Regions from separate parts of the Homo sapiens genome. Here region 1 is linked to region 2. A link is an interaction called in ENCODE POLR2A ChIA-PET data of the cell type or tissue named here. Cell type or tissue: MCF 10A. All regions are shown on one strand. Each heading gives the region's core, and the rest is flanking DNA. Links, peaks and the distances in the headings are about the cores only. Region 1 overlaps TBC1D2 (TBC1 domain family member 2). Region 2 overlaps CORO2A (coronin 2A).

Region 1 (12,016 bases), core at 5,082-7,581, 100 kb after region 2:
CTGTTGCTCAGGCTAGGATGAAGTGGTATGATCATGGCTTACTGCAGCCTTGACTTCCTGGGCTTGGGATTACAGGCACATGCCACTATGCCTGGCTAACTTCATTTTACTTATTGTAGAGGCAGGGTCTCAGAAGTTGCCCAGGCTGGTTTTGAACTCCTGGCCTCAAGTGATCCTCCTGTCTTGGCCTCCCAAAGTGTTGCAATTACAGGCATGAACCACGACGCCTGGTCCATACTGCTACCTTCTTAGAAATTATCTAAAACAAAGCCTGACAATAGTAAGGTATATATATATAATATATTATTAAATAACAAAGTAGTTGAGATATGATTGACACAATAAATTGCACAAGTTAAAAATGAGTAATTTGATGCTTTTGACATGTATAGACATTTGTGAAACCATCACTACATCACATTCAATATGATCTCATTTATGCAATATGTATATAGAAAATGTAGAGGAAAGAAATATACCAAATGCTAAGAATATTTGTCTGGGTGGTAGGATTATGGATAATTAAAAAAAATACTTTACTTATAATCAAGTGATCCTCCTGCTCCAGCCTCCCTAGTAGCTGGGACTACAGGCTGTGAGCCACCTCGTCCAGTGGGTAATTTTTTATACCCTTCCAGATGTTTCTGATTTCCTATAATGAACATGTACCACTTTTCCAATGAATGTATTTTTTTTTTTTTTTTTTTGAGACAGAGTCTCACTCTTGTCGCCCAGGCTGGAGTGCAATGGTGCAATCTCGGCTCACTGCAACCTCTGCCTCCTGGGTTCAAGCGATTCTCCTGCCTCAGCCTCCTGAGTAGCTGGGATTATAGGCACCTGCCACCATGCCCGGCTAATTACTGTATTTTTAGTAGAGAAGGGGTTTCGCTATGTTGGCCAGGCTGGTCTCGAACTCCTGACCTCCAGTGATCCGCCCACCTCGGCCTCCCAAAGTGCTGGGGTTATAGGCATAAGCCACCACACCCGGCCAAATGTAATATTTTAAAGTGATGATGTGATTAATTGAAAATAAAGCCCATAACCCTCTCCCGGGGCCCATCTCCCTGCAGGAGAATCACAGTGGGTCAAGCTCCACTGAAGGGGCTGCCTGCAGCTTGGCTAGCCCCTCAGCTCCACTGGCACTTACTGTATTTCAGTCCCCAGGTGCTTGAGGGAAATATTCTGAAGGGCAGGGAAGGGCTGCAAGGCAGCTGCCACGCCCACTAGCCCAGGGGGTGTTTTCACAGGGCACAGGAACTCCTCCAGCTCTGCCTCTTCTTGCCCTGGGAACAAAGAAAAGGGAAATCCATCAGCTGGGTCACTGCACTTGGAAAGACAGGTCAGGTGGGATGCTATGGGTGCAGCCCTGACTGGGAACAGGCTGGAGTTGGAGAGTTGCAGGGGCAAGCAGGCCCTCCCTGTAGGTTAACAGCAGCAAAATAGGCTTTTCACAAAATGTTCTGCAGCCAGTAAAATGATGCATTTTGCTGGTACAGCCCTCCTGCAAACCCCTTAAAAATATGCAGACCTGGCTGGGAGCGGTGGCTCATGCCTGTAATCTCAGCAATTTGGGAGGCTGAGATGGGCGGATCACCTGAGGTGGGGAGTTAAGAAACCAGCCTGACCAACATGAAGAAACCCTGTCTCTACTAAAAACACAAAATTAGCCAGGCGTGGTGGCGCATTCTTGCAATCCCAGCTACTCAGGAGGCTGAGGCAGGAGAATCGCTTGAACCTGGGTGGCGGAGGTTGCAGTGGGCCGAGATCGCGCCATTGCACTCCAGCCTGGGCAACAAGAGTGAAACTCCGTCTCAAAAAAAAAAAAAAAAAAAAAAAAGGCAGACCTACAGTTAATTCTACATCTGAGAGTCCATCCTAAAGATGGAAGTGCAGACAAAACTTTATGTGCCAAGAGGTTCGTTCCTTCTAGCATTGTCACAATAGCCTCAAGTTGGAAAAGATCTAAAAACTTGGGAATAGGTTAAGTATATCAGAATGTCTTCATATGACGGAATATTAATCATTCAAAACAATGTGAATAAATACTTATAAACAGGGAAACCTGTATGGAATATAATATTAAGTGGAAAAAGCCAGATTAAAAAAAAATTGGGCCGGGCGCAGTGGCTCACACCTGTAATCCCAGCACTTTGGGAGGCTGAGGCAGGCAGATCATGAGGTCAGGAGATCGAGACTGTCCTGGCTAACACGGTGAAACCCCATCTCTACTAAAAATACAAAAAATTAGCCAGGCATGGTTGCAGGCGCCTGTAGTCCCAGCTACTTGGGAGGCTGAGGCAGGAGAATGGCCTCAACCCAGGAGGCGGAGCTTGCAGTGAGCCTAGATCGTGCCACTGCACTTCAGCCTGGGCGACAGAGTGAGACTCCATCTCAAAAAACAAAACAAAGAAACAAAACAAAAACAAACAAAAAATTGGAAGGCTGGATGTTGTGGCTCACACCTGTAATCCCGCCACTTTGGGAGGCTGAGCTGGGTGGGTCACTTGAGCTGAAAGTTTGAGACCACCTGAGCAGCATGGCAAAACCCCATCTCTACAAAAAACAGAAAAATTAGCTGAGTGTGGTGGTGCGTGCCTATAGTCCCAGCTACTTGGGAGGCTGAGGTGGGTGGATCACTTGAGCCCAGGAGGTGGAGGTTGCAGTGAGCGGAGATGGTGCCACTGCATTCCAGCCTGGGCAACAGAGTAAGACCCCGCCTCAAAAGAAAAAAAAAATTGGGGTTATAGTGTAATCTCAATTGTACAGAAAAAGTCTCAAAGAAATATACTCCGCAATCTTAACAGTGGTTTGAGCTGCGTGATGGGATTTGCAGTGAGCAGGCTATTCTCATTGTATTTTACTGTTTTTTTTCCAAATTTTCTACAATAAACATGGGTTACTTTATAAACAGAAAAAGAATATGTATTTATCAAAAATAGATGTTTATACAGAGATTTTAAAAACACACGCAAATATTAGGGTCACACTACTGAGTATCAAAAAACAAAGTAGGACATTTTATATTATTATATGATCTGAAATGTGTTTAAATAAAAGGCAGGCAGGAGGTCATAACATAAGGTTAATACTGGCTGCCTCTGGGTGATAGGATTACAGGTTCTTTTTCTTTTTAGTCTTCCAAATGTTCTGTTTAAACAATGATTCTTCTACAGTGAGTGACTTGAAAATGTTTAATGTTAAGCAAGCTTTCAAGGCCAAGGAAATTATGTGAAGTATAAGAGAGGGGAGGTGAAATATTTAGAAATTAACTTTGAGTGTTAGAAAAAGGAGAAAAGAGCCAGGACCACTTATGGGTTGGTATGAGCTTGATTAGACAGCCCCTGAGACCTACCAGGGCAGCAGACACTTTCCACTTGGAGCCCTCTTACTGGGAGACTGAAACATTTAGGAGCGGAGATTTGTTTTTGCACTATATCTGCAAAAAGGGTGTGGGTATAAAAATATTAAATATAATGATGGGGGTCAGGGGGAGCTGTTCAACCTACCTAAGAAAAGAAACTTAGCAGTAGTTCAAACAACAGACAGTGTATTTGTAAATTCCTAACAGGCTCCATCAGATCTGGCAGGTAGGCCAGCACTCACACTCCTCAAATGCGAGATCTTTGAGGCCCTCCCTTCCATGAATCCTCTCACCAAACACAGACTGGGTGTTTACCCTGAGGCTTGTGAGTGGGGCTGGAGAAAGTGAGAAGAATAAAAGCAGAAACTCAAAGCCTAAGGAGCAGGGAAGGGGAAAAAGTGCACACCTGGGGTCAGGTGCTGGGGTAGGGGCAGTTCTGGGAGGTGGAGACAGAGTCTTTCCAACCCAGGTCAGGGGAAACTTCCTGGAGGAGGGGCACTGCAGCTGGGCCTTAAGGACTGGGGTTGATTTGAATCTGCAGGAGGAACCAGGAAAGATCTTCCTATGCCAAGCATACAGGCAACAGTAAGGGGTTTCAGACCCAGAGCTGAGTTTGCGGGGAGGAAGCTGGGAAGATGGGGTGGGGAAGGCCAAACAGAAAGGGGTGTGGGTAAGTGGTTGGATCTCATCACGATGGAAACCAGAGCTCCTAGGGGTTTGAGCAGGAGGCTGAAGAACCAAACCTGGCTTTGGGTAGAAGATCTGTAGCTGGGCCCTGTTTCCATGGGGAGGGTGTTGCGACCTGGTTGCAAATCAGTAAAAAAAAAAAAAAATCAAGGGCCGGGCGCAGTGGCTCATGCCTGTAATCCCAGCACTTTGGGAGGCCAAGGCAGGCAGATCACCTGAGGTCAGGAGTTCAAGATCAGCCTGGCCAACGTGGGGAAACCCATCTCTACTAAAAATACAAAAACAAACTGGGCGTGGTGACGTGTGCCTGTAGTCCCAGCTACTTGGGAGGCTGAGGCAGGAGAATCGCTCGAACCTGGGAGGCGGAGGTTGCAGTGAGCCGAGATCACACCACTGCATTCCAGCAGCCTGTGTGACAGGGCGAGACTCCGTCTCAAAAAAAAAAAACAAAAACAAACACAAACAAACAAAAAAAAAAACAAGAAGGATACTCTCTACCTTGTCTCCTTCAGAGTTAATGTATACAAAAATGTTTAAAAAGCCGTAAAGCTGGGCTGGGCACGATGGCTCACGCCTGTAATCCCAGCACTTTGGGAGGCGGAGGTGGGTGGAGCACGAGGTCAGGAGATTGAGACCATCCCAGGTAACACAGTGAAACTCCGTCTCTAATAAAAATACAAAAAAATTAGCCAGGCGTGGTGGCACGCACCTATAGTCCCAGCTACTTGGGAGGCTGAGGCAGGAGAATCATTTGAACCCAGGAGACGGAGGTTGCAGTGAGCCAAGATCGCGCCACTGTACTCCAGCCTGGGTGACAGAGCGAGACTCCGTCTCAAAAAAAAAAAAAAAAAAAAAAGCCATAAAGCCCCATATTGTGGACTCACATCTTTCAAAGTAACCTTTAAGCCAGACTCTGAACTGATTCGAAAAAAATAAAATTTTTTTATTTATCAATATTTTAACCATCTTATTCTCCTTCATTCAAAGCAAACCAAAAAAACTTAACAGTTTCTCTAAGATTTTGATATCTTAGCAGTACTTCCCTAACTGCTAATATCTGTTTTCTTGTAAGTGCCACCTGTGGGCCTAGATCAACTCTGAGACTACACAGAGCCAAGTCCTGGGGGTTGTCATCACTGGTAGGTTTTACCAATGAGGAAATAGCCACTCAGAGAGGTTGAGTTTTGTGGCCAAAGTCAAAGCTAGCAGGTGACACCGTTATAGACTCAAACACGTCCCTACTTTTGCTTTTCCCATTAAACAATGTGGCTTATCAGAGCAGCCTTTCTAACAAGCAGATCATCTAAGACAGGAGGGGCTGCCCATGAAGGCACAAGCTCCCAATGCAAAGGAGTGTGCAAGGCACGGGCGGCACAGGATGGCGATGCCCCAACAGAGACCAGCACTTCCCACAGGAGGCAGAATCAATGACCTGAGGCTGCAGTCTGGGGCACCCTGGAGAAATGCCCTCCATGAGTGACCACACAGAGGATTTTCAGCAGCATTTATTTGTAATTCTCCTTTTACGTGAGCTCTGAGGGTTGCCCCACCACCAGTGGGAAGAAGGCGCTGCCTAGACAAAAAAAGGGCCTGACCCAGGAGGTCACTGCCTCCCTAGAGGGCCCTGGACGAGTGCCTGGCTGCCCCTTAGCTTTGGGAGGGCAGGTTATGAGTCTGCAGCCTAGGGTTTGAATTTCAGCACTGATGTTTTCTTACTACATGACCTAGGACAGGTCTCTTGACCTCTTTGAGCCTTAGTTTCCTGGTCTATAAAATGGAAATAGCACTAACTACTCTATAAAATTATTGTGAGGATTAAATAAGATGACGCATGTAAAGTGTTGGGGCAGCAGGCATATTTCATGACAGTACACATTTATACAGGTCCTTTGTAAACTGTAGCTTACTGTGGCAACTTGCTATTCTTATTATTATAAGTCTCGTGGGTTCCCTTTGATCTTTCTTGGCTCTGCGGAGACCGTTGTTTAGGTAAAGCATAAAATAAAGTTGTAAATCCTTAAAAGCAGGAGAGAACATGCCTTGCAGATTGCTCAAGAGCAGTGACGAGACACTTTTTACCAGAAGTCTCTGACTCAAAGTCAGACATGGGTCAGGAGGTTTTCAACGACATGGGAGCGGGCCGCTGCTTCCTCAGGAAGGGTGGAGGCGGGCGAGGTGGGGCAGCCTGCTCCACGTGGCTAATCCAGGCCTTGCTGACTTGCCCAAGACACCAGAAACATCTTTCTAGGTGGGCTGGGAAGGTTTTGCCAGGCCCTGGGTCTGGGAGGAGAGTGCAGGCTTGCTGCAAGGCGAGGAAAGGTTTCAAGAGGAGAAGCTCACGTCCCTGCTTCCTGAGTCTCAGGCAGCATCCTCCTCAGGAGACTAGAACCCAGGTCATCACAGCAACTCCACCCCTTTCTCCAATGCCCACAGCAGGGGCTGGCCTGGAAGAGGCCCGCCGTGTGTGCTGAAGCAAAGCCGCACAATTAAAGAACCTGCAACAGGTTCCCCACAGCAGAAGAGGTCTGAGGATCCCAGAGCCGTTCTTCCACAATCTGCTTCTTCAAATTTCAGTTAAGACACAGGAATTCTATTATTGCAGAGGTTTCTGCTGGCCTCTAGTCTGATGCTGATCTTTGCAGCAGCATCAACCCAGGCTGCAGTTTTCTGCAAAACCAGGGTTGTCTGGCTCCCTGGCAGATGGGGAGTGGGGGCTGGAGCAGAAGCAAAGAAACCCTTCAAAAGAAACTCCAAAGAAATTACTAATGATTATTAAGAATAAAAGGAACAGTTATTATACTAGTAACAGCACCTATATATGTTTGTGTATATACTATTATGATAGTAATAGCATGGGTGTGTTCTATGCACAGACATATAGACATAGAATAACAATATTATTAGGACAACTCCCATGTATTGAGCACTTACTATGTGCCTGAGGTTATGCTAAGGGGTTTACATTCCTTTCCTCATTTAATTATAAAGTTTAGTGTATTGACTTACACATTCATTCCACAAATATCCAATGTGCCAGGCAGGACACCAGGGAGGTGACACAGGCAACCAAAAAAAAGTCCCCACCCTTAAGGGCTAGCGGGTGGAGATGGACAAGGACGGGGGTAATTATTAATAGAACACAATGGAACAGGTCTCCCTTGAAGTGTTTGAAAAAAGTGTTGAGGGCCCAGAGAGAATCCAGCTGACAAAGTCTGAGAAGGCTTCCAGGAGGAGGCTGGCAAGAAGAGAAGGCAATGCTGGAGCTTGGCCATAGAGAATAAGCAAGAATTTGCCAGGCAAAGGAGAGAGAGCAGAGACTCTGCCGAAGCATCAAGCCCAAGGTGGGGACTGGGGGAGCAGGCAGAGGTGAGATCAGGAGGGATGAGCCCTGAGTGCAGGAGTGAGGTGGTGGGTGGCATTGGATGGCAGTGACCGGGTTCAGGGTCAGGTTTAAGAAAGCTCACTCAGGCTGCAGAGAAGGGGATGGGTTCTGGCATGGCCTCCACATGGGGATACTGGAGAGGAGGCCACTGTGACTTTGAGAGATGAGGTGTGACCTGGGCAGTGGCAGCGAGAAAGGCCTGGGTCTGATGTATGGGTCAGAGGGCAAAAATGGCCAGCACAGTGATTGACTGGACTCACTGGCTGGAATTGAGGAAGGGTGGAGGGCAACTACTAGTGGGTACAAGAGGGGAAATCTACTGAGAGGAGGGAAGGGAAATGGGGAGAAGGGTTGGGGCAGATGTACTCAGCTTTGGACATGCAAAGCACCCAGGTACAGAGGTCCAGGGGGTACTTGGTAACAAGTCCTGCCCTTGCCTATTTGGCCTCCCTGTCAACTGAACATGAAGCACTTTAGACACAGTGTGGCTTTGTACTGGGACCTGATTTTCCACATTCTTGCAGGGGCAGCTGTGAGGTGGTCCATACCGATCCTAAAACCTGCCAATCATGTTCCTGGCTGCAGCATGGGGGTGGGAGGGTGTGGTCTCCTGGACTCTTCCACGTTGGGATGATCCAGGATTTGGGATCAAGAAACTTCATTTGTGAGTCATCTGGGGGAAAAGGATCCTATCTTATGGGAACACCAGCGATAAAAATAATTGATCTGGCCAGGCATGGTGGCTCATGCCTGTAATCCCAGCACTTTGGGAGGCTGAGGCGGGTAGATCACGAGGTCAGGAGTTCAAGATCAGCCTGGCCAAGATGGTGAAACCCCATCTCTACTAAAAATACAAAAATTAGCCGGGCGTGGTGGCACGTGCCTGTAATCCCAGCTGAGGCTGCCTCGGGAGGCTGAGGCAGAGAATTGCTTAAACCCGGGAGGCGGAAGTTGCAGTGAGCCGAGATTGCACCATTGCACTCCAGCCTGGGCAACAGAGTGAGACTCCATCTCAAAAAAAAAAAAAGTCACTGATCTACCCAACTCACGACACAAATCTACAACACTGCATTTTCTTATTAACCCTCCTCACAGCAATTCTGTGAAAGTTTGATTTCTTGAGGCCTTCCATAATAGTCATCACAATAGTAGCTCACAAGTATTGGGTTCTGACCATGTGCAGGCATTGTTCTAACCATTTTAGGTATATGAATTCATTTAATCCTCAAAACATCCCTAAGAAGTAGGGATAATTTATAAACCTCATCTTATGGGGAAGGAAACAAGCTCAGAAAGGTTAAACAACTTGCCTAAAGTTATATAGGACTAGGATTTGAACCCAGGCAGCCTGGCCTCAGCCCAAATTCTTGCCCTAACTAATCCTGAGTCATATCCCTGGCTCTCTGCTTCCTTAGCAGAGGGCTCCTCCCGCTCATTCCCAGCAGGAGGGTAAAGGCTTAATCACCAGAGCCCTGGGTGTGCAGGCAGGAGGGTAGCCCATTGGGTACCTAGCTCGAGGTGCAGGACGGGCCCATTCCCAGCCAGGGCGGCATCAGGGGTGGCAGGAGGTGCCGGCGGGCTGTTGTGGAATTCCCAGCGCTTCATCTGCAGCTGCTGCAGCCAGTACAGCATCGCTTGCTTGGTGGCGGCCTGAGAAGCACAAGGATTAGTTGGCAAGGCCCTGTGCCTGAAGGGTGGCACTGGGTGCAGGAAGAGGGGAAGGTTGTGGGAGGCTTAGGAATGCTTTCTTTCCCAGGAAAAAAAAAAGGGGGTCACTGTAGGTATGTATGCTTCCTGGCCACAGAAGATCATCAGGCTCTGGTCTCCCACTCAGCGGTTCCTTAGCTGCTCTGGGCCTCAGTTTCCTCATCTGTACTCTGGTGACAATAAGTCTCATTGCATAGGACAATGATGAGGATGAAATGAGACAAGGGTATCACACAGTATCTGACACACAGTAGGTGCTCAAAATGTGCTCACTGGATAGAGGAATTTGGAGGCGCTGTGAGAGGGGGAGGTGCACTGAATTCTGATATGCGTGGGGTCCTGGTACCATCACTATCTCTGTGTGACATCTCCAAGTCTTTGCTGCCTTTTGTGGAATAGGAGTAATCCTTGCCTTGGGGATGCACTGGAATCATGGATATGAATGGAGACTGGAAAGCCACATGCACATGTGACAACATGGTGGCACCTTCCAGGTGCTCTGGCCCTCCAAACAAGTTCATGGTAAATGCTGGTCATTAGTCTCCCAGCACTGGCTGGCGGTTGGTCCAAACATCCACTTTCACATCCAATAACTCCTGGATTCTTCAGGAGGGAGGCAAGGCAGGAGTGAGCACCCCTTTCTACAGATGGAGAAACTAAACCTCTGAAGTTGCCCAGGCATGTGGTGGTAGAACTAGTCCCATAACCCTGGTCTAGAAGTTGGATTTTATGGCCAGGAGATTAGTGGCTTCATAAAGAAGGCCTGAGATCAGCTGAGGTGGACTGCAGAAGATGAACAGCTCACCGGGCGTGGATGGGGATTCTCAGAGAGCTGCCTGCAATCAAGGCCACATGAGAACAACAGCGGGCTACATGGCAACAGAGGCAAACTCCCTATCTCAGGGGTTCACTGGTGTGCACTATGCAGGGGGGAGTCTGTGAAAGTGACCCTCAGGCTGTCACACAGGTATCAATAAGATAAATGATGCCCACCAGTGTTCTCTTTCCATACACTCTCTCAGAGAGACTGCAGCACCTCCCAGGTCTTCCCCATGACCTTAATGCTGATGAGCTCCAGCCGAACCCAAATACCCCATTTTATTAACTCATTTGACAAGGGTATACTGAGCATTGACATATGTGTCAGAGATAGTGCTAGGCACTGAATACAGGGGTGAGCCAACACACATGGTCCCTGTCCCCTTGGAACTTGAGAGTCTCCTGCAGGGGACATGTACCTGGATGTTCCATGGGCTCCTCATCCTGAGTTCCCTCCTGTCAGTGACTGACCCAACCAGGCAGTCAGCCAGTTACTCCAGCCACTCCTGACATCTCCCTCATTCTATTTCCCTACTATCCCGAGACACCTCCATTGTCCCCTTCCCCACAGCCACAGCTCTAGTTCAGCTGTCACTCTCTTCTGATCACCTTCTGATGGGCTCCCTGAGTACCAGCCTTGCCCTTCCCCTAGTTTCTTCTCTATCCAATAGTCAGACTGAGCTTTTGCTACTTGGCCTAATTTGCCAATTCCCCACCCTCGGGCCTCTGCTCTTCAACTCCATCCTTTGGGCCCCTCTGTTTTTCTGGCTCATGTGATTTGCCTGGACACTCAGGGCTGTATCATGGTTTCCTAATTTGCTCACGGTGCTCTCTTGGCCTGGAATACCTTTCTCCCTCTTGTCTGCTTGCCACCTATTTCTTCTTTCAAGCCTTGGGTGTGTCCCTCCTCCAGATGCCTTTCTGGCTAGCCCCTTCCACTTGGTGGAACTGACTCCTCCTGTCACCACACCTTCTTGCACAGACTTATCACATGTCTCTACAGAACATTTCAGGGTGCATGCAGGTTCTCCCTCAGTCTCTCCCACCAGACTTTAAGCTGTCAGAGAACCAGGGGTGGGGGTGCATTAGCTCCACACCCCGCCAAGCGCAGAGCCAGGAACAATGGAATACTATTATAAAGACCATGTGTTGAAGACCCTGCATACAGCAGTCAACCTGTGGAAGAGACACATAGACCCGGGAACCACATGACCTCGAAAATGCCTTCCCTGGCCAGGGATTCCTGAGTTTCATTATTTTAACCAAGTCCCCCAGCCTGGTCACCCGCCAAGTCCAGTCAGTAAAGGAGAACTGAACACGTGGGCATCCACAGATACCCACTTAGCTGGAGTTGGGGTTGGAGGGGTGGACAGATGGGGATGGGGTGGGGAAGGCTATCTCCTGGCACATTCTTCTCTGATGCCCATAGAACACTTAGCCCAGATCTGTCTTTCCAATTAAGTTATGGGACACCTCCTCTTGACATTAGCACTCTGACCTTGGTTCCATCACCTTGTGTGTGCATGTGTGCTTATGCAACAAAAAATTATTAAGTACTCCACTAGGTACCAGGCTGTATTCTAGGTGATGCAATTAATTCAACAATTTGTACATGCCTGTGATGTGTCAAATGCTTACAAACCACCTAGGTTCTGAGAGGTTAAGTAACTTGTCCAGGGTCACACAGCTAGTAAGTAGCAAATGTACAATTTGAATCCAAGCCCGTCTGATTTCAAAGAATGTGGCCTTTCTACTGCTTTAGGCTTTCTCAGTTACACATGATGATAAAACCTACCCCTTGCTGCTGATAGGAAAACAGGTTTAAGCATGCCTAGATGAACAATCTAGGCTGATCAGTGAAACCTAAGTGTTTATTTTCCTAATCCCTGCCAGTCTCTTCTCAGCATTCACTGACCTTGGCCAAAATATCAAGAAACGGGAATCAGAATCCTGGCCTTGAGAGAGGATTGCAAAGACCATATTTTGACTTACTTAGGTCCCAGGTAAGAAAGTTAAGGTAACTGCACTGTCAGGCACACCCAAAAGTAAAAGTTTTGATT
Region 2 (12,016 bases), core at 5,842-8,341:
AGTTTATTCACAGTATATTCACAACCTTGTGAATATACTAAGATCCACTGAACTATACACCTTAAAACGGTGAATTTTCCAACATGGCAACAGGACAAAACCCCGTCTCTACAAAAAATCAAAAAATTAGGCCTGGCATGGTGGCTCACGGCTGTAATCCCAGCACTTTGGGAGGCCAAGATGGGTGGATCACCTGATGTCAGGAGTTTGAGACCAGCCTGGTCAATATGGTGAAACCCCACCTCTACTAAAAATACAAAATTAGCCGGGCGTGGTGGCACATGCCTGTAATCCAAGCTACTTGGGAGACTGAGGCAGGAGAATCACTCGAACCCAGGAGGTGGAGGTTGCGGTGAGCTGAGATTGTGCCACTGCGTTCCAGCCTGGGCAATAGAGTGAGACTCCGTCTCAAAAATAAATAAATAAATAAATAGCCAGGCATGGTGTCGCACACCTGTAGTTCCAGCTACTTGGGAGGCTGAGGTGGGAGGATTGCTTGAGCCTGGGAGGTCGAGGCTGCAGTCAGCTATGATTGTGCCACTGCACTCCAGCCTGGGCAACAGAATGGGACCCTGTCTCAAACAAAAAACAAAACACGGTGAATTTTCTGGTATGTGAATTCTACCTCAATTACATAGAAAGGGCATTTCCCTCATTTTCCCCTTTCCTAATGAGAATTCCTGTATAGGTGCTGGGAGGGACATACAGGTCCCCCAGCCCATGCCACACAGCCCTGAAGCTATTTCCAACTCCACCAAGAGACTTGGATTTCTTGGGGTCATAGAGAAACCACACCAGTTCAGTCACAGAACCTTGGACTGGCAGTGACCAATCTGCTCATTTTGCACATCACATTGCATGGCCCTGGCAGAACAGGGACCAGGACCCAGGCCCTCGACCTCCCACATCCACCATCTAGTTCCAGGTTCTTGAGCCACCCACCAGAATGCTCCCCCAGCCATTTTTATATCTAAGTGAAAGAGACAGCTGAGAAGAAAACTGGCCAACATCCATCCATCCCACAAATATTCCCGAGGTGCCCAGGGGACAGGTGCTGTTGGAGGGGCTGATTGCAAGGTGAACACTCAACATAGTCCTTGACTTTGCAGAATCAATAGTCTTGGGATTTTTTCTAGAGGGACTTTCAAGAACAGGGTGGACTCAGGGAACACCCAACCTTCTCTTCTTCCATCACCTCCCCATCTGTGTAGAGACCACTGTACTTGTTTTTTTTTTTTTTAAGAGACAGGGTCTCACTCTGTTGTCCAGGCTGGAGTGCAGTGGTGCAATCATGATTCACTGTAGCCTCGAACTCGGGGTAAGACAATCTTCCCACCTCACCCTCCCAAGTTCCAGGCTAAGAACTACAGGCATGTGTCACCAAGCTCAGCTAATTTTTAAAATTATTTGTAGAGATGGGGTCTTGCTATGTTGCCCAGGCTGGTCTTGAACTCCTGGGCTCAAACAATCTTCCCAACTTGCCCTCCTAAAGTTAGGGATTACAGGCATGGGCCACCGTGCCTGGCCTATGCATGCATTTTAGTAGCTCTGCAAACAGAGGAGGTGGTCCTGTGCCTCCCTCTGGAAATACTCTGGCTAATCCAGGTCTCTCCCCTCAGGAAAAAGTGATCAGACACCTCCGCCTAGACTGGATCCCCTACTGGAGGGGACAACGCTATAAAGGACATTATTTAACAAATCTAAACAAGAACGGTAGATTACAGTATTATCACAACATTAAACTTATATAAGTTGATAATGTACTGCAGTAATGTAAGAGAATATTTGTATTTTTAGGAAACAGTATTTAGGGATGAAGGGCTAAGATGGATGTAACTTACCCTCAAAGAGTTCTGAAAACAAAAAATTATACACACACCTACACATTCAGAGGGAGAAAGAGAACCAAAAAAAAAGGAAAGAATGTGGACTTGTGTCCTTTGTTAGTGATGTGCATGGAGGGAGGTGAAAATTTTCTCTCTTTCAAGTGGTCTCTGCCTCTTCTACAGCAGGACAGGGGAGAGAGGTGCATGCTTCCTGCCCTGTCCTGGCAGGGCGGTACCTGGAGCTAGGGTCTTAGAAGGACACTGCACCCACAGGCCCTGGCCCAGGTCTCCATGGGACCACTGACCCTTTTTTTTTTTTTTTTTTTGGACATGGAGTCTCGTCTTGTTGCTCAGGCTGGGGTGCAGCGGTGCGATCCCGGATCACTGCAACCTCCACCTCCCAGGTTCAAGCAATTCTCCCTGCCTCGGCCTCCTGAGTAGCTGGGATTACAGGTGCGTGCCACCACACCCAGCTAGTTTTTGTATTTTTTAGTAGGGACGGGGTTTTGCCATGTTGGCCAGGCTGGTCTTGAACTCCTGACCTCAGGTGATCTGCCCGCCTTGGCCTTCCAAAGTGCTGGGATTATAGGCTTGAGCCACTGCGCCCAGCTGCCAATGACCTCTTGCTTAGCCTCCAGGACATCCTGTACACTGTCCTCAAGGTGAGTTTTCGAAAATTAAAACCTGAGCATGTTGTGCACCTGCTCACATTTTGCAAGCCTCTTTTTCCTCATCTGTAAAATGTGAATGAATAATCATTTCTTCCTTGCAGGATTGTTGAGAGTTAAATGAGATACTATGCATGAAGAGCCCAACAGTCAGGTGTTACTGTAAGTGCTCAGTAACAGAAGCTACTATTATATGTATATGTATGTATATTTGTATGTCAAAACTGAGAAAAAAAAACTAAAAGGAATGAGCCAAAATGTTAATCATGGTTATATCTAGATGGTGGAATAAATGGCTGGCTTTAATATCTTTGTCTTATTTTTAGCTATGTAAGTTTTGCAATTAAAAAAGGTGTTTAAAAACAAAAATACAGATTTTCTGAAAAAATGGGTCCATCCAGGATTAGCCAAAAACTTCTGTTATAAAACTGTAGCTCTTGAAGGGCTCTAGAGACCAGGAATGGAGCCCACAGCTGCACTGTCTTATCCTGCACCTGTGGCAGGCATTGCGAATGGATCCCAGCACCCTCTCTCGGACCTCAGACTTGGGGAAATCCAGCATGGAGTAGGGACTTGCCCAGGGTCACTGCAAAGGTGAGGGGCAGAGCTGGGCTTGAGCCCAGGCCTCTGGTTCCCCAAGTGTGAGCCTGGTGCTGTACTTCCTGTGCTCTGAGGGAGCACCAGTGAGTGCTCTGTGAGTCCCTGCCCTGGCCTCCTTCCTGCACACAGCCTTTCCTTTCTCTGGGATCATTTCCTGGGTCAAAGGCCATGAGCAGTACTGTGTCTTTGGCTGTGGGGCACTGATTGCTCTCCGGGCCTTTAGACTCTGGCCCAGGGCCATGCCCCAATTTCCGCAGTGCGGTTTCCCAAGAAAAGCCAGATGAGCCAATAGTCAGGCTGCCCTCGGGCTGACGGGAGGCAAAGTGCCCAGGAGCCCCATTCAGACACACACCTCCCACCTCCCACAGACTCAGGGAAGGCGCCTTAGGGTTGGGCGTGGCTCAGAAGGGCCTAGCCCTAGACAGCTTCTCTTCCTTCTCAGCCTTCTCTTCCTTCTCAGCTGATGAGGGAAGGCTGCCCACTCACACCCCAGCCCACCCCAGCCCTCCCCTCCGCCCCACCTCCCCTGCCCTGCCCTGCCCTGCGCTGCCCTGCGCTGCCCTGCGCTGCCCTGCCCTGGGCTGGCAGATTGCTCTGCTTCTAAAAGGTTTTACGCTGAGGACCACAGGCAGGAGCGGACATTAGCCAGCCTGGTGGGCTATTGACTGAGCTGCTAAAAGCCTGTCAGGGACATTTATCATCAGGAGGCCATTTCCACCTTCTGCCCATTAGGCCAGCACTCAGCCAGAAACAGGCTTCTGATGGATGTGGTGTACAAGCTCTAAATCAGGGGAGACACGCCTGCTCCCCTCGCAGACCCCACAGAACCCTGGCTTGGGCCGCCCTGCCTGGAGAGGCATCACCTCCAAGTCTCCAAGGGGCTGCCCTGGGGCAGAGGGGGAAGACAGGACAGAAGGACCCAGGAGGAGTCAGGCGGGTGGGGGACCAGACTGGGGACTCTCTACGGCTGACCTCCATTGCCAGAAAGGGAGAGGTTGTGAGGCCACTGTCACGACCCTCAGCAGTCAAGGGAGCAGCTGTTCCTACAACAGCATCATAGTCATGGCCTCAAATGAGCATCCCAACAGCTCAGGGTGGAGACTGGGAGGCAGGGGTGGCAGGACGGGCAGAGGGAGGACACACAGTGTAGCAGAGGTGAAGTGGGCAGGCAGACTCTGGCTTCCAGGGGTGGAATCCCTGCCACATCCCTTACCATGGTGCAGCCTTGGGCAAGTGACCTCAGTTCTCTATGCCTCAGTTTCCTTATCTACGAAATGACAACAGTAGTAGCACCTCATTCACAGTAAAGCACTGAAGACGGTGCCCAGTACTTGCTAAGTACTCAGTACATTAGCCAGGAGAAGCTCATCACAGCTCATTACCATTACCCAGTTTTATTGTTGCTCAGTATGTTTCAGGGGCCAGGGGATATACTCACTGGGCAGGGGACAAACTGTTCTGCATGGGGACTCCCATCCTTTCCTACATAGCAGTGGCTCCAGGCATGCCCTCCATGAATGAACTAGTGGCTTGATTGTTTTCCTACTGGTGAATGCAGGCAGCTGGATCAGACATGTTCCCATGTCTATAAGAAATAGGTTTTTAAATGCTTCTTGGCTGGGCACAGTGGCTCATGTCTGTAATTCCAGCACTTTGGAAGTCCAAGGCAGATTACTTAAGGCCAGGAGTTCAAGAGCAGCCTGGGCAACAGGCCCCATCTCTACAAAAATTAGTCCGGTGTAGGGATGCACACCTGTGGTCCCAGCTACTCGGGAGGCTGAGGCAGGAGGATCACTTGAGCCTGGGAGGTCCAGCCTACAGTGAGCCATGATCGTGCCACTACACTCCAGCCTGGGCAACAGAGTGAGATCCTGTTTCGAAGAAAAAAAAAAAAAAAGCTTTTCTTTAGAAACCATAATCTAGGGAGTCATATATGTGCCAGGCCCAGTGCCAGCTGCGTTGCTCATAATATTTGATTTACCTCCCAACCACCCCAGGACATAGTACAAGAATTCCCCATTTACAAGTGCAGAGGCTGGGGCTCAGAGAGGTTGACAATCATGTACTAAGGACAGCAGAGCCAGGATTGGGAATGTTTCCTCTTATGGCCTGGTCTGCTCTTGCTGTCCTCACACCATGGTTATCATCATCATCATACAGGCCTTTCACTGAGGACATACTATGTGCCAGACTGCATGCAGGTGATGGCAGAGATGCGGTACTCACAATCCTGGGCTATAGGAGCCATCTACCTTATGGAGGAGGCAGGAAGGAATATACTTTGAGCTCAGAGGAGAGGCACACAAGAGACCTGGGGGATGAACCAGAGAAGGCTCCCTGGAGGAGGAGGACTTTAAATTGGGCCTTAAAGAGAGGGAGACTTTGACCAGGTCAGGTGGAGGGGAGGAATCTCAAGTCAGAAAGGCAGGGCCACAGGTAGGTTTTAAGTGGGAGGAGGCTGAAGCAGCCAGCGGGCACGGTAGGCTGGAGGACAGGGCAAGAGAGGAGGCTGAGCAAGAGGGGTGAGGCTGAGGGCATGGAGTCTACTCACCCTGCCCAGGGTGCAAGGCTGGACCCAATAGAGAGGTGGACAAATGGATAGGTGAGCCATGTCCTGACTGGAGAGGGTGAGATGTGGGACCAGGGACCGCCCAGAGGAGGCTGGGATTGAGCAGAGGGAGAGATGAGAGGAGCATTTCTTGACCCTAGGAATGGCAGCACTTCTAAAATGCACAGCACATTCCCATGATTTAGGGCAGAGCATCCTTCATCACCCCTCTCCTTATGAGCACCCAGATGAGCCTTTGGAGGGTTTACTGTAGAATCCAACATCCAGGGATGAAAGCGGTGAACCACAGCTGGTGTCCCCACTTGGTCACCTGTGGGGACAGGGAGCTCACTTCCTCCTGAGGTAATTCATCCTACTTTCAGACCTTGTGAATTTGGAGAAAATGTTTCCTACTTCGAGCCCAGTGTGGCCTCCAGGTGGCCCCTGCTTCCCCTCACTTCCCACTTCTGGTCCTGGCGTTGTCCTTTGGGGACCTATAGACACATCTGGGCCCTCTGTGGCAGGCCAACTCCTTGGATATTTGAAGACAGAGGACCCATTCCTTGAGTATGTTCTTGTCCAGGATGAACAAACCCCTAGAACTGGAAGAGACTTCCAAAATGCCAGACTAGCCCATACCCTGCCTTTCTAGAAGGGCAATTTGTATGGAGGGAACAGATATGTGCTATGGAAGGCTCTGAGGTTCCAAACAGTTGGCTAGGACAGGGCATAGAGGGCTTTGATGAGAGAGGCAGAACATTATCTGCAGGCAGCAAGGAGTCCTGGGAGGCATCTGAGCAGCGGAGTGATGTGGACACACATCGGCTTGAGAAGGGTCAGGTTGGCCTTGGTTTTTTGTTTGTTTGTTTTTTGAGACAGAGTATTGCTCTGTCGCCCAGGCTGGAGTGCAATGGTGCGATCTTGGTTTACTGCAACCTCTGTCTCCCGGGTTCAAGTGATTCTCCTGCCTCAGCCTCCCAAGTAGCTGGGACTACAGGCATGTGCCACCACGCCCAGCTGATTTTTTATTTTTGGTAGAGACAGGGTTTTGGTATGTTGGCCAGGCTAGTCTCGAATGCCTGACCTCAAGTGATCTCCTGCCTTGGCCTCCCAAAGTGCCAGGATTACAGGTGTGAGCCACCATGCTGGCTAAGGCTGGCCTTTAAGATCATGGCAGTGAAATGCTCCTCTCCACTCTCCCAGGCACCTGAAAGCCACGGTGTCCATTAGGCCCTCAGGCCCATGTCCCCTCTGGCCTGTCTACTCCCAGCAGGGTTCCAGGGCTGACCCCCAGGGGCTCTGCCTGCCCTTGCTTTCATTCCTCCCCACCCTCCACACCTCACAGCAAAGTCCACCTTCTTCACCCCCTCCCTGGAGTGACTCTGTGGCAGGCTGGGCCCCAGGCTCAGGAGCACAGTCCTGGCCTCTCCCCAGCCTTCCCCTGCTGCCTTTGTTCCCTGAGTACAGTCCCTGGTTGCCAAGGCTGCAGGTTGCGAAACTCACCTCCAGCCTCCCTCTAACCAGCTCACCCTGGGTCACAACAGGCAAGAGGGAGGGACCCTGCCTGCAGTGTCACTCCCTTTGGGACATCTGAAACTGCCTGGGGCAGCCCGGCCCCTCTGAGAAGGACTTCCTGCACGCTGTGGCAAGGCCAGACATCTCCCAATCTCAATGCAATTTATGTACTTAATTAAATCATTAGCTAGCTTGTCCCTTCCTTGTTCTCACATCACTCACCTACTGATACATCTCTGTGCCTGGCACAGAACGTAATCCTGGTAACAAGTAGGAGCTGATGCAAATCAGTGCCAAACCTCAGGGGCCTCATGTCAGTGAAGTGAGAGCAAGGCCCGAGGCCACACCCAGGTCTGGGCTCCCATTCGGGTCCTGGACACACTGCACAGGGTCCTCTGGGAAGTCATCTTCCTGAGCCTCAGCGACCTCATCTGTGCAATGGGGCAAGATCCCCTATAAATGGGGCTAATGTTCATAAGGTATCAGCATAATCACTCCAACCCTGGTTACAACATAATAAAGAGCCTCTAAGGCCTGTCTGTGCAGGTAAGTGCTATGGCATGGTGCCTGCACAGTAGTAATGGATGTGGTTACTTAATAAGAAACATATTGGCCAGGTGTGGTGGCTCATGCCTGTTATCCCAGCACTTTGGGGGGCTGAGGCAGGAGGATCCCTTGAGCCCAAGAGTTTGAGACCAGCCTGGGCAACATAGTGAGACCCCATCTCTACTTACAATAAGAAAAAATTAAAAAGAAACATCAATCAAATGCAAGATGTGGACCCCATCTGGACTTTGAGGCAAACAAACCACAAGCAAAGTGGCATGTATGAGGCAACCAGGGACCATTAACATGAATTAGGAATCAGGTGACACAAGAGTTATTATTAATGTGATCCTGGCATTATGGTTATGTCAGAAAATGTCCCTGGTTTTAGAATTGCATACTGACATGTGGTAGGGGGCGGGGGGCAGAGGTTGAAATGACAAAATGTCTAGGATTTGCTTTAAAATACTTCAGGTAAAAGGGATGAGTGAAGCAAGAGGGCAAACTTGATAATTCTAGAATCTGGGCTGAGGAAAGTTCATCATATTATTTTTATCTACTTTTGTGCTTGAGATTTTTCCATAATTATGAACCTGAGCTAGATTAGAGCCTTGCTATTGAAAATGCAATTGGCAAACAAGTAGATCGGTATCACCTGGGAGGAGGGAAGTCAGATTTAGCAAGTAAAACACAGGATGCCCAGTAAAATTCAAATTGCAGATAAACAACAAATATTTTAGCATAAGGAGGTTCCATGCAATATTTTACTTACACTAAAAATTTGTAAAAATAAATTGACAGTTTCTTATAAGGCTAAACATGCAACTACCTTATGACTCAGCAACCGCACTCCTGGCCCTTTATGCCAGAGAAATGGAGACTTACTTATATTCACCCAAAAATATGTACACAAATGTTTGTAACAGCTTAATCTGTAATAGCCCCAAACTCGAAACAACCCACTGGCTTTCAGTGAGTGAATGGTTATATAAACTGTAGTGCATCCATACCATAGAATACTATTCAGCAGTAAGAAAGGACACAGAGGCAGGAGTGGTGGCTCATGCCTGTAATCCTGGCACTTTGGGAGGCTGAGGCAAGAGGATCACTTGAGCTCAGGAGTTTGAGACCAGCCTGGGCAACATCATGAGACCTCGCCTCTATTAAAAAAAAAAAAGAAAAAAAAAAAAAGAGGCCAGGCAAGGTGGTTCATGTCTGTAATCCCAGCTCTTTGGGAGGCTGAGGCAGGCAGATTAACTGAGGTCAGGAGTTTGAGACCAGCCTGGCCAACATAGCAAAACCCCATCTCTACTGAAAATATAAAAACTAGCCAGGTGTGGTGGCATGTGCCTGTAGTCCCAGTTACTTGGGAGGCTGAGGCAGGAGAGTTGCTTGAACCCAGGAGGCGGAGGCTTCAGTGAGCCAATATCATGCCATTGCACTCCAGCCTGGGCGACAGAGCGAGACTCCATCTCAAAAAAAAAAAAAAAATAAGATAAATAAATAAATAAAAATTTAAAAAAAGAAAGAAGGAACACATAATTGAGGCCAGGTGCAGTGGCTCATACCTGTAATTCCAGAAGTTTGGGGTGGGTGGATCACTTAAGCCCAGGGGTTCAAGACCAACCTGAGCAACATAGCAAAACCTCACCTCTACATAAAAAATATACAAAAATTAGCTGGGTGTGATGGCATGCACCTGTAGTCCCAGCTATTCAGGAGGCTGCCGTAAGAGGATTGCTTGAGCCCAGGAAGTGGAGGCTTCAGGGCTGCAGTGAGATATGATCATGCCACTGCATTCCAGCCTGGGTGAAAGAGCCAGAGCTTGTCTCAAACAAAACAAAACAAAACAAACAAACAAAAAAAACAAAACACACACACACAAAACACAAAAAAAAATGATCAATACTCAATATATGCAACAACCCAGCTGAACTGCGAGAGAAATACAGTGAGTAAAAAAAGCCAAGCTGAAAAGGTTACATATTGTATGATTCCATTTATGTAACATTCCTAAAACGGGAAAAGTATAGAAATGGAGAGCAGGTTAATTGTCATCTGGGGTTAAGGAGGGAATGGGGGTGGAGGGGAACAGATCTTTGTGATGATGGAATGTTCTGTATCTTGACTGTAGTGATGCCAGTATCACAACAGTATGCTGTACTGCGTACTGTAGTCTTATAAGATGTTACCACTGGAAGAAACAGGGTAAAGGATACACAGAATTGCACTGTACTATTTCTTATAACTGCTTGTGAATCTACTATGATGTCAAAATAAAACTTTTAATTAAAAAGAAAAAAGCAAAAATAACGATTTGTTGTTTATCTGAAAGTCAAATTAAACTGGGCATCCTGTATTTTATCAGGCATCTCTGGGAGCTTGTTGGAGATGCAGATTCCCTGGCCCCACTTCAGACCCACTACATCAGAATCTGTGTTGTAACACTAAAGTATGAGAAGCTCTGATTAGTGGCTCCTGGGTGTGTTAGTCCATTTTGCATTGCTATATAGGAATATGTGAGGCTGAGTATTTACAAAGAAAAGACGTTTGTTTGGCTCACAGTTCTGCAGGAGGCAAAAGAAGCCTGGCACCAGCATCTGCTTCTGGTAAGGACTGCAGGGGAGCTTCCAATCATGCAGACAGTGAAGGGGGGATCAGGTGTGCCGCAGGCCACGGGGAGGTGTCCCAGACTGTTTTCAACAATCAGATCTCAGGTGAACTCATTATCACAGGGAGGGCATCAAGCCATTCATGAGCTGCCCCCATGACCCAAACACCTCCCATGAGGCCCCACCTCCAACACTGGGGATCACATTTCCACATGAAAATTGGAGGGGACAAGCATCCAAACTGTATCACAGCTCCTGTTGGATCTGGATTCCTAGGAGTCTGTGATGATAGCAATTAACATGTATCTTTGAGCTATTTATTATATTTCAAAAAGCCCAAAGAGAATCACACATTTTATCTAGGATCAGGCTGTGTAGGACAAGTGAGTTTCTTTTTCTCTTTCTTTTTTTTTTTTGAGAGAGTCTCGCACTGTTGCCTGGGCTGGATGGAGTGCAGTGGCGCGATCTTGACTCACTGCAACCTCCACCTCCTGGGTTCAAGCAGTTCTCCTGCCTCAGCCTCCCGAATAGTTGGGGTTACAGGTGGCTGCCACCACGCCCAACTAATTTTTCATATTTTTAGTAGAGACAGGGTTTCACCATGTTGGCCAGGCTGGTCTCAAACTCCTGACCTCGTGATCTGCCTGCCTCGGCTTCCCAAAGTGCTGAGATTGCAGGTGTTAGCCACAGCGCCTGGCTGACAAGTGAGTTTCAACCCTCCAGTGGCTTCCCACTGGACTCAGGATAGAGCCCAGACTCCTGCCTGGGCTTACGACGCCTTCACAGTCCAGGCCCTACTCCCCAATCTGACCTCACCTCCTCCCACCACTCTGTGGTCACAGCACATGTGTCCACGTGCTGACAATGCACAGACACACCAAACCCATTCCCACTCAGGGGAATGTTTGCATGTTCTATTTGTTCTGCCAGCATACTCTCCCTTTAGAGCCTCAAGTGGCTCTCGGCTCAAAGATCACCTTCCCAGGAATGCCTTCCCAGACCATCCTGCCTAAACTAGGTCCCCTCTCCCAACCCACGTCACACTCTATCACATCACACCAATTTATTTTCTTTATATCAGTTGTTAGTACCCATTTACACCGAGCAGTTCATGCAAGTTAGAAACAGTGACAGTTCTGAGAGTTTGAGTAATAAAAGGAAAACCAACTAATTATTGAATTAATTAAGAATGCAGTTTGTTTGGTGGACGTAATCTTTTACAAGCATGCAAAGCTTGGAAGAAACAAGTAGCAAAATCGGCCATCTATAGGGGGTCCTTCCCATTTTGACCTTTTTATGTCTTTCTACAAATTCCATTTTGCACTTGTCCCTCCCTAGCTCGAAACATTCTCTCTCTCTTTAGGATACAGGTCACATGCCTCACCCCAGCATTCAAGGCTCTGCTCAGCTAGCCCCAGTCCACTTCCTTAGGGTACTTCCCTTCTTCTCCTTCACAGATTATTTGTTCTGGCCAGACAGCTGCTCTCTGCATTGCTTCCTGAACATTCTATATACAGTTGCACCTCCATGCCTTTGCTTGTGCCCTTCCCTTTGCCATTTATACCCTCCCTATTTATTTGGATGAACAACCATGAGATAATTTGTGGAGTTAATGAAAATTTATGAGCAACAATTATGCACCCAACTACATTAGGAGGTACTAGCAGAAAAGCACAAAGGACTCTAATTCAAAGTAGTCAG

What was found. ChIA-PET counts read pairs that join two places held together with the same protein. Peaks named below come from ENCODE experiments on the same cell type or tissue, not always from the same donor. Only the 100,000 strongest peaks of a DNase experiment are listed, where the experiment ranks them.
Region 1: POLR2A ChIA-PET joins it to region 2 with 8 read pairs; 8 of 35 experiments call an interaction of 5 or more read pairs at or near these places.

Annotation. Positions count from the first base shown.
Region 1 is chr9:98,242,847-98,254,862 of GRCh38, forward strand. It overlaps TBC1D2 (TBC1 domain family member 2), which reads right to left. Exons shown (of 13, transcript NM_001267571.2): 2 at 8,939-9,080; 3 at 1,148-1,283. Among named protein-coding and RNA genes, the nearest start is that of TBC1D2, 6.8 kb to the right of the region's middle. RefSeq lists enhancers at 4,983-5,900, 5,901-6,817. In MCF 10A, for the core only: no CTCF peak of the experiment used is centred there; a DNase peak (open chromatin) is centred at 6,155.
Region 2 is chr9:98,139,217-98,151,232 of GRCh38, forward strand. The region is part of intron 2 of CORO2A (coronin 2A); the gene reads right to left. Among named protein-coding and RNA genes, the nearest start is that of TRIM14, 26 kb to the left of the region's middle. RefSeq lists an enhancer at 2,909-2,958. In MCF 10A, for the core only: no CTCF peak of the experiment used is centred there; DNase peaks (open chromatin) are centred at 7,125, 7,415 and 7,695.